2 separate regions of the Homo sapiens genome follow, and region 2 is linked to region 1. Evidence: chromatin contacts called from ENCODE Hi-C data. All regions are on one chromosome and are shown on one strand. The core of a region is the stretch at or near the end of the contact, and the rest is flanking DNA. Distances in the headings are between cores, read along the strand shown. Region 1 overlaps RNLS (renalase, FAD dependent amine oxidase). Region 2 holds the start of LIPM (lipase family member M).

Region 1 (5,025 bases), core at 254-2,753:
AGGACCAAATTCAATCTTACATAAAAAATTAAATATTTCTTTTCATGGTTTTAATAGACACCTAATTTCCCATAAATGCAAATCCAATGTAAACTAACTGAAGACTATACTTTGTTTCATTTGAACCTTACTGAGAATTGTTAATCATTTTTGAAAATTATAATATCAATATCCATGGCACATATGACATTTGAATCCTCTGAAAATATAACTGCAATAATTTGTAACATCCCAATTCAAAGTGATTATACAAACAGGTGTGTCTGATTATGTCTTCCAGTGTAGTTGTCCCCAAGCATTTTCAATTATTATTATGATATTCCTTTCTTCTTCTTTAAATTACAATTAGGCAATCATATTAGTAATTTTAAAATAATGTGTACTGGCCAGGAATAGTGGCTCATGCCTGTAATCCCAGCACTTTGGGAGTTCCGAGGCCGGTGGATCACAAGGTCAAGAGGCCGAGACCATCCTGGCCAACATGGTGAAACCCCATCTCTACTAAAAATACAAAAATTAGCCGGGCATGGTGGTAGGCACCTGTAGTCCCAGCTACTTGGGAGGCTGAGGCAGGAGAATTGCTTGAACCCAGGAGGTGGAGGTTGCAGTAAGCCAAGGTCGCGCCACTGCACTCCAGCCTGGCGACAGAGCGAGACTCCGTCTAAAAAACAAAAAAATGTCTTGGTAGGTTATGTTATCCATGAATTTCATTTTAGAATAGTTAGAGATGTTATTAAAAATATTTGTTATTAAAAGAGGACATGGGGTGATAATGAAAATGGCAAAATAAGGGACTCTGAAAACCCTCTCCTCCATACAAGCAATAAAAATACTGGCAAAAATTGTCAGTGTAAACTTTTTCAGAACTCTGGAAATTAATCAAAGACTAGCAGAAATCAGGTAAGCTTTTATTTAAAAAAATGGCTGAATGTCAGTAAAAACTAAGCTTTTTTGTCTTTTACTCTGCTCTTTTCTCATTCTCCCTCCCCTGCCCCCAGCTCTGCAATAACCTGGGAAACCAACAACTTGCAATCATGATAAACACTGGCAGTCTGGCAGCCCCCGGAGGGGATAGAACAGGGTTAGCGCTCTCTCCAAACTCCATTTCCAGAGAACTATCATTATTTGACCTGTCTGATGGTTCCCTGAAATATTCCACTCATAATATTGTCTCTATGTGACTTGACTTAGAGTTCACCCAATGTGAATATTTTTCTTAACAGAAATGATTTTCAATTATTTGTAGAAAAGACTGAGTGGCAATTGTTTCACATCACTGTTGCCTGAGGCAGTACATAAGAGTTGAAGCAAATAATCAGCTTACCAAAAGCTTAAAAGGAGAAGCTGTGGAAAGATACGTCCACAGGATGATTTGAAAAGCACAGACATAATGCTGGGAAACTAGAAGTACAAGTTCATGTGTAGGGATGTGAGCATACTCAGTGCTATCTGCATGCTCAGCTAAGACCTGAGAAAGATCTAAATTCTCAACTCTGCCTAACCTTGTGGCTCTATGGAGGCAGGAAGTGAAAGTGAAGGCAGAGTTTCATACTGCCTGCTGGAGTGTTCAAGGTGTGCTCCAAATGCACACAGAGCCCTTAGGCAAAGATTGGAGGACTTGTGAGCTCCAGGAATTTAAGAAAATCTTTGTCCAATCATTAGCTGAACACTAAGTCAGCTATCAGAGACTCCAATGGCCACCTATGACAAAGAAATCACATATTAAATAATTAGCTCAAACAAAACAAGCACCAACTACAAACAGCAACTTTCACAAACCCTGGGGAGGTAGGAGATTCTGATTTCAAGAGTTGCAACATTTTTTAAAATGTAGTTTCAACAAAAAATTAGGAGACATTCAAAGAAACTAAAAGTATGGCACACATGCAGTACAAAAGCAGTCAATATAAACTGTCTCTCAGGCACATCAAAAAGCTTATCCACCATGATCAAGTGGGCTTCATCCCTGGGATGCAAGGCTGGTTCAACATATGCAAATCAATAAATGTAATCCAGCATATAAACAGAACCAAAGACAAAAACCACATGATTATCTCAATAGATGCAGAAAAGGCCTCTGACAAAACAAAATTCAACAACCCTTCATGCTAAAAACTCTCAATAAATTAGGTATTGATGGAACGTATCTCAAAATAATAAGAGCTATTTATGACAAACCCACAGCCAATATCATACTGAATGGGCAAAAACTGGAAGCAGTCCCTTTGAAAACTGGCACAAGACAGGGATGCCCTCTCTTACCACTCCTATTCAACATAGTGTTGGAAGTTCTGGCCAGGGCAATCAGGCAGGAGAAAGAAATAAAGGGTATTCAATTAGGAAAAGAGGAAGTCAAATTGTCCCTGTTTGCAGATGACATGATTGTATATCTAGAAAACCCCATCGTCTCAGCCCAAAATCTCCTCAAGCTGATAAGCAACTTCAGCAAAGTCTCAGGATACAAAATCAATGTACAAAAATCACAAGCATTCTTATACACCAATAACAGACAAACAGAGAGCCAAATCATGAGTGAACTCCCATTCACAATTGCTTCAAAGACAATAAAATACCTAGGAATCCAACTTACAAGGGATGTGAAGGACCTCTTCAAGGAGAACTACAAACCACTGCTCAATGAAGTAAAAGAGGATACAAACAAATGGAAGAACATTCCATGCTCATGGGTAGGCAGAATCAATATCGTGAAAATGGCCATACTGCCCAAGGTAATTTATAGATTCAATGCCATCCCCATCAAGCTACCAATGACTTTCTTCACAGAATTGGAAAAAACTACTTTAAAGTTCATATGGAACCAAAAAAGAGCCTGCATTGCCAAGTCAATCTTAAGCCAAAAGGACAAAGCTGGAGGCATCACGCTACCTGACTTCAAACTATACTACAAGGCTACAGTAACCAAAACAGCATCATACTGGTACCAAAACAGAGATATACACCAATGGAACAGAACAGAGCCCTGAGAAATAATGCCGTATATCTACAACTATCTGATCTTTGACAAACCTGACAAAAACAAGCAATGGGGAAAGGATTCCCTATTTAATAAATGGTGCTGGGAAAACTGGCTAGCCATATGTAGAAAGCTGAAACTGGATCCCTTCCTTACACCTTATACAAAAATTAATTCAAATGGATTAAAGACTTAAATGTTAGACCTAAAACCATAAAAACCCTAGAAGAAAACATAGGCAATACCATTAAGGACATAGGCATGGGCAAGGACTTTCATGTCTAAAACACCAAAAGCAATGGCAACAAAAACCAAAATTGACAAATAGGATCTAATTAAACTAAAGAACTTCTGCACAACAAAAGAAACTACCATCAGAGTGAACAGGCAACCTATAGCATGGGAGAAAATTTTTGCCACCTACTCATCTCACAAAGGGCTAATATCCAGAATCTACAATGAACTCAAACGAATTTACAAGAAAAAAACAAACAACCCCATCAAAAAGTGGGCAAAGGATATGAACAGGCACTTCTCAAAAGAAGACATTAATGCAGCCAAAAAACACATGAAAAAATGCTCATCATCACTGGCCATCAGAAAAATGCAAATCAAAACCACAATGAGATACCATCTCACGCCAGTTAGAATGGCGTTCATTAAAAAGTCAGGAAACAACAGGTGCTGGAGAGAATGTGGAGAAATAGGAACACTTTTACACTGTTGGTGGGACTGTAAACTAGTTCAACCATTGTGGAAGTCAGTGTGGCGATTCCTCAGGGATCTAGAACTAGAAATACCATTTGACCCAGCCATCCCATTACTGGGTATATACCCAAAGGATTATAAATCATGCTGCTATAAAGACACATGCACACGTATGTTTATAGCGGCACTATTCACAATAGCAGATACTTGGAACCAACCTAAATGTCCAACAATGATAGACTGGATTAAGAAAATGTGGCACATAAACACCATGGAATACTATGCAGCCATAAAAATTATGAGTTCATGTCCTTTGTAGGGACATGGATGAAACTGGAAACAATCATTCTCAGCAAACTATTGCAAGGACAAAAAACCAAACACCGCATGTTCTCACTCATAGGTGGGAATTGAACAATGAGAACACATGTACACAGGAAGGGGAACATCACACACCGGGGACTGTTGTGGGGTGGGGGGACGGGAGAGGGATAGCATTAGGAGATATACCTAATGCTAAATGACGAGTTAATGGATGCAGCACACCAACATGGCACATGTATACATATGTAACAAACCTGCATGTTGCGCACATGTACCCTAAAACTTAAAGTATAATAATAATAAAATTAAAAAAAAAGTATCAAGAACTTTAAAAGATGAAAAAAAAAAAAAACCTCTCTGAGGAAGCCCAGACATTGTACTTACTAGACAAAGATTTAAATAAGCCATTTTAGTTGCATTCAAAGAATTAAAGAAAACTATGTCCGAGGAACTAAAGACAAGCATGAGAATGATTTTGCATCAAATAGAGATCAATAAATAGATAGAAATATAAAATAGAGCAAAACAGAAATTCTGGAATTGAGAAGTAAAATAACAGAAGAAAAAATTTTACTAGAGGGGCTCGATAGAAGATTTGAGCAGGCAGAATAAAGAATCAGCAAACTTGAAGATGAGTCAACTGATGCTATCAAGTCTGAGGAGCAGAAGGAAAAAAGAATGAGGAAAAATGAACAAAGCCTCAGACATTTGGGGAACACCATCAAATATATGCACAGTGGGAGTCACAGGAGAGGAGAGAAAGGAGTGGAAAGAATATATATATAAATAATGGCTAAAACTTTCCAGTTTGATAAAAAATCATGAATCTACATCCAACAAACTCAACACACTCTATGTAGAATAAAATCAGAGAGATTCATACCTATATGCATCATAGTCAAACCACTGAAATACAAAGACAAAGAGAATCTTGAAGCAGCAAGAAAGAAGTGACTCATTATGTTCCAGGGATTCTCAATAGGATTAGCAGCTGATTTCTCATCAGAAACTATGGTGGT
Region 2 (5,790 bases), core at 3,291-5,790, 410 kb after region 1:
AATTTACTGTATTAGTCCATTTTCACGCTGCTGATAAACACATACCCAAGAATGGGCAATTTACAAAAGACAGAGGTTTACTGGACTTAGAGCTCCCCGTGGCTTGGGAGGCCTCAAAGGCTGTCTTGAATGGCGGCAGACAAGAGAAAAGAGCTTACGCACGGAAACTTCCGTTTTTAAAACCATCAGATCTCATGAGACTTACTCACTATCACGAGAACAGCAGAGGAAAGACCTGCTCCCATGATTCAGTTACCTCCCACCAGGTTCGTCCAATGACACGTGGGAATTGTGGGAGCTACAATGCAAGATGAGATTTGGGTGAGGACACAGCCAAACCATATCAAAGCCCAACGGCTCTGCAGAAGAAATGCAAGAGGACCATGCGTCCCTTGAAAAATTATGAAATTTAGCATGGAGATGCAAATGTACATATTTCTGAGGAGACAGTCTTGTTTTTGTCAGCATCTCAAAACATTATGTAACTTAAAAATGTTTAGAAACAATTGTTGGAATTTTGATTTTTATGTATTCTAAAGCCAAATAAATGTGAGGAAAAGTATATTTCAGTGCATACATATTACCGGGGATACTCACAAACTGTGGGCATAAATTGGGTCACATTAATAGTACATTCTGATTCTTGAATCCTCACTTGAACCAGGATTTGTAGAAGCTCTAATTTTTTTTTTTTACTATTTCATTAATTTTTGAGAGGAATTATTTCTCATGTCCAAATAGAGTTAATCCTTGAGAGTTTGACCTCATATTCAAAAGATGAAGGTAAATGTTATGGTTTTACACCTCATGGTTCAAATGAAATGTAGAAGGGACTTACTTACTAAGCCAATTTGAGGTGCGCTTTACTGGGTACCGTGTATAAAGGGTGGAAGTTTCTGAGGCTGATTTTGACACGTACTCTTTGCTCCCACCTCTTTCCTTCAGGTTAGGGAATGTTTTTGTTTTTACAGCTTCAAGCCTTTTTTTTTTCCTTATTCTTGTGTTATTGTTTTTATTTTGTACCATTTTATTGGTTTGGTTGGTTTTTTAGCTGTTTTGGTTTTTACAGTTTTTACACATGGTATATGAATGTGTAGGGCCACAGGTTGATTTTCATTCACTTTTTTATTAGAAAGCTTTTTCTTAATGTTTATTCTACTTGACCTGTTGCTTTTCTGTATTTTAATATTAATTTATAGATAGTGTACATTAAGGGAGATCAATTTTCTTCATTTTAAGAAATCCAGATACTTCAGATCCTACTTCTTTATGTACTCAGATGACAAAAATCCATTTTCTAAGGTCACAGAGTTCCTGAATAGAAGCGTCTAAAGAGAAATCTCTCAAGATCAGCACCTTGAAGTGGGCAGACACACTGGCACACTTGGACTCCCATCTCTCTCTCTCTCTTTTTTTTTTTTTTTCTGAGATAGAGTTTCACTCTTGTTGCCCAGGCTGGAGTGTAGTGGCAGGACCTTGGCTCATTGCAACCTCCGCCTTCTGGTTTCAAGCGATTCTCCTGCCTCAGCCTCCCAAATAGCTGGGATTACAGGCGACCTCCACCACTCCTGGCTAATTTTTGTATTTTTAGTAGAGACAGGGTTTCACCATGTTGGCCAGGCTGGTCTCAAACTCCTGACCTCATGATCCACCTGCCTCAGCCTCCCAAAGTGCTGGGATTACAGGTGTGAGCCACCACGCCCGGCCCCCTCCCATCTCTTTTATCATGTTTCTGATGCTCTCCATGGGCTGGGGATTGCTAAGGTGGTAAGGGTGTTGTAAAATTCTGCAGTGGGGAAGAACTGCACTTATTTAATATTTGCTCAAAATGTCGCTCTTTGAGCTGACTTGGGAAGTGACTTTGCCTGCTTCCAAAATGACAGTTATGACCTTATAAAGTTCCCCAGGAATTTGAGAGCCAAATTTAATTATATTTTCTCTGCAATGTACTCAGTACCCAAGGCTGCAGCTGCAGAAAGCTAAAAAATAAAAGGAATAAAATAAAAAGGAATGGGTGGGGGATTGAACCAATCAGTTTATTGCCATAAACTCTCTCCTAAAAAAGTCTCTACAGTATTCACAAGCATATTAATCTAATGCGGGAGTTGATCTTACCTGAACATATTACAGCAAAGTAATATGGTATCTGACAGATGGTATTTGACAGATGGTATCTGTCAAACTCATAATGACATCATTGGGAATTATTCTGAATTTTAAATCCAGAAGATAACTTTTTAAAAAGACAGTTCACAGAGATTGATGTAATTGCTTCCTGTTAGTAGGTTAGGCTTCATCTTTGATGGAGAAGAGGACATCGAAGTGTTATATATTTTCCCATGTAGTCATAATGCTAAACAGCAAATTAAAATATCTGAATCTCAGTTCTGGCCTTGCCACAGTCTAGCTAGGCAATGTGGGGCAAGTCATTTAATGTGTCTTCACATTTCTGAAAATGAAAGCTGAATGATATCTTTTTTTCTGGCTATATAACATTTACAAATCCTAAAATGTCAGTGATGGGAGCCCATATTCTTTTCTGAAATCTCATCTTGCCTACCTTGAGGGAGAACTCATGGGGTGCTGAAGACACAGGGCTCTGCAGAGTGTTGGATAAGTGTTTTCTCTGCTCTTCTAATTAGGTCAAATGGCTCCTCTAGCTGGCATCAGATTAGCTGTGTTAGTGACATTCACACTGGTCCAGATAAGGATGCAGACTTACCTCTTCACACCCATGCAACCAGCCCAAAGTGGAGGAGGCTGAGTCATGTGGGAAGATATGTTCTGACAGACTTATCTTTCTGGTTTCAGCATCTGGCTCCTTCACCCACCACATTCCAAAAGTCTGCATATTGGTGTGGCTGCTGTTAGCTCAACCCTGAAGAATTGATGTAATAGAGAAATATTTCACTTTAAGTAATATTTTTTTAACTTTTAACACATTCTTTACTTAAAACGACAAATAAATCAACCCTCCTGACCTGCTCAATCATTAGTATGCTAAGGGATTGTTCACATTTGCCTCACATTCAGTTGAACTGAGACATTTAGTTCATGAAAATAACTAGGCTGCAACCCATTATTTTAAACAATAGCTTTGTAGATTCTGGATATTATCCCTTAAACAACCCCATCAAAAAGTGGGCGAAGGATATGAACAGACACTTCTCAAAAGAAGACACTTATGCAGCCAACAGACACATGAAAAAATGCTCATCATCACTGGCCATCAGAGAAATGCAAATCAAAACCACAATGAGATATCATCTCACACCAGTTAGAATGGGGATCATTAAAAAGTCAGGAAACAACAGGTGCTGGAGAGGATGTGGAGAAATAGGAACACTTACACTGTTGGTGGGACTGTAAACTAGTTCAACCATTGTGGAAGACAGTGTGGCGATTCCTCAGGGATCTAGAACTAGAAATACCATTTGACCCAGCCATCCCATTACTGGGTATATACCCAAAGGAATATAAATCGTGCTGCTATAAAGACACATGCACATGTATGTTTATTGCAGCACTGTTCACAATAGCAAAGACTTGGAACCAACTCAAGTGTCCAACAATGATAGACTGGATTAAGAAAATGTGGCACCTATACACCATGGAATACTATGCAGCCATAAAAAAGGAAGCATTCATGTCCTTTGTAGGGACATGGATGAAGCTGGAAACCATCATTCTCAGCAGACTATCACAAGGACAAAAAGCCAAACACTGCATGTTCTCACTCATAGGTGGGAATTGAACAATGAGAACACTTGGACACAGGAAGGGGAATATCACACACCGGGGTCTGTCGTGGGGTGGGGGAAGTGGGGAGGGATAGCATTAGGAGATATACCTAATGTAAATGACAAGTTAATGGGTGCAGCACACCAACATGGCACTTATATACTTACATAACAAACCTGCACGTTGTGCACATGTACCCTAGAACTTAAAATATAATAAATATATATAAAAAACTAAAATACACAATAGCTGATGATTTATTTACTAGATAATCCATCTAGTCATATCCCAGTGATTAACTAGTGATTACAACTTAAAATAAAAATTTTGTGTATATCTATTTAATTGAACTAGACGAAATGGGCTAAACATGGAAGATTCATTTTCTTCTAATCAATGTTCTCACCCATCCCTAAAAGTAGAAAATGTCCATAAAATTTTAGATATTTTAAATAAAAGCACTTATCACAACACTTATCTTTAACCAAAAAACAGTGATCATTGAAGACCCAGAATATGACTATAGAAACTTTCAGTGCTTTCTGTAGACTCCATCTTTTGCTATCTATCAAAGAAAGATAAAATCTAGGAGTGGAAGGAAAGAGGTTCCCTACACTCCTTATTACCTGGTGATAAAGTACAGGGGTTTTAATAGGCTGTATCAAATGCACAAAATTCCAGGTCACATCAAAGAAAGTTCTACACACCTGGAAGTTGAAGGATTAGGGATTACAAGTTGTGTGAGGGAGGAATGGGAGGAGTCAGATAGTATTGGGACATCCTAGGCAATGTTTCCAGCCTACTTTGTGTTCTTTCCCTACCAACTAAGCTTGCCTAATTTGCTTCAGAATTGGAAGAGGGAATTGCAGCAGGAAAATATGTGAAGAGTTTTTAAACCCACAAATTCTTCTTACTTTAGAATTAGTTGTTACATTGGCAGGAAAAAATAAATGCAGATGTTGGACCATGTTGGAAACCTTGTCAAGACAGTGGATTGTCTCACACAGAATGGAAATGTGGCTTCTGATTCTGGTGGCGTATATGTTCCAGAGAAATGTGAATTCAGTACATATGCCAACTAAAGCTGTGGACCCAGAAGCATTCATGAATATTGTAAGTTGGGATTTCTGGGAAATGAGGTACTTAACATGTTAACGTTTGTATCTGTGTATTATTTACATTATGTATTATATTTATACATGGTGGTGATTCATACTAGAAGAGCATAGTGATGAAGTAGCAAATTGTACTGGAAAGAATGCTAAACTGGATGTCAGTAGACCTGGGGTCTCCTCACACAAATTTAGTAAACTTGGGCAAATGACTTAATCTCTTTGAGCTTCAAACACAATTTAACTTTTCCTTGAACACTTTGGTTCATCCTATGAGTGGAGAAGTAATTAAGGCCTTTTAAGTTCACCCCAGTCCCTTGATTATTTCCATTTTGTCTGTACCTTTTATTCTTTTATTCTTTTTTTCCATATTGCAAAGGTGTCAGCCTTTGCTTCTTGCTATCAGGGCACACACTTCTAGTAGCATCTTATACCATTCTAATCTACTCTTTTTATCCTGTTTCTGGACTGGTACTTTGCTGAATAGCAATAAAAGGACCCCGAGTTAGTGCTACACAGAACCTCCTACAAGTAAAATGCATAAATGACAGTACATCTCTTTAGTTTTCCCAGGAGGTTTTTTTTTTTTTTTTTTTTGGTAGCTTTTCAAATTCTAAGCTGGGTTTTAGTAATGGTCACCCTATGGTAACACTTATCCCATAGCAGGGATTATGACACAAGCAGAGATACTATTCTATTTCAATTTCATTGCCCTGTGCAGTAGATAGGATCATTCACATATTTCAAATCTAGATACTGAGATTAAAGAGGTTAAACAAGTTGAACAAGGCCATACCAATGTAATAGCATAGCTACTATTTAAATTCAGGACTGCCTAAACACAAAGTCTATAATTATAAATACTACGCAATAAACCCTCCCAGGTGAGAAAGAGGAGAGGCTACCTCCAGATGAGTAAGACGATCATGTGCAATGT

What was found. Hi-C counts contacts between places; a loop is a spot of excess contacts on that map. Pooled maps may share reads with other maps.
Region 2: a loop to region 1 is called in a pooled map of ovary, with 2.8 times the contacts of the local background. The contact joins the promoter of LIPM here to the enhancer-like site in region 1. A Hi-C loop is called at or near these places in 2 of 168 maps with a recorded cell type or tissue (CD8-positive, alpha-beta T cell and naive thymus-derived CD4-positive, alpha-beta T cell) and 6 of 50 pooled maps.

What each region holds. Positions count from the first base shown.
Region 1 is chr10:88,390,893-88,395,917 of GRCh38, forward strand. The region is part of intron 4 of RNLS (renalase, FAD dependent amine oxidase); the gene reads right to left. Among named protein-coding and RNA genes, the nearest start is that of RNLS, 190 kb to the right of the region's middle. Within about 2 kb of position 1,504, at least 4 of the 41 ENCODE cell types and tissues checked have a DNase peak (open chromatin) inside an H3K27ac peak, as active enhancers do.
Region 2 is chr10:88,798,190-88,803,979 of GRCh38, forward strand. It overlaps LIPM (lipase family member M), which reads left to right and starts at 4,541. Exons shown (of 9, transcript NM_001128215.1): 1 at 4,541-4,854. The coding sequence starts at 4,708.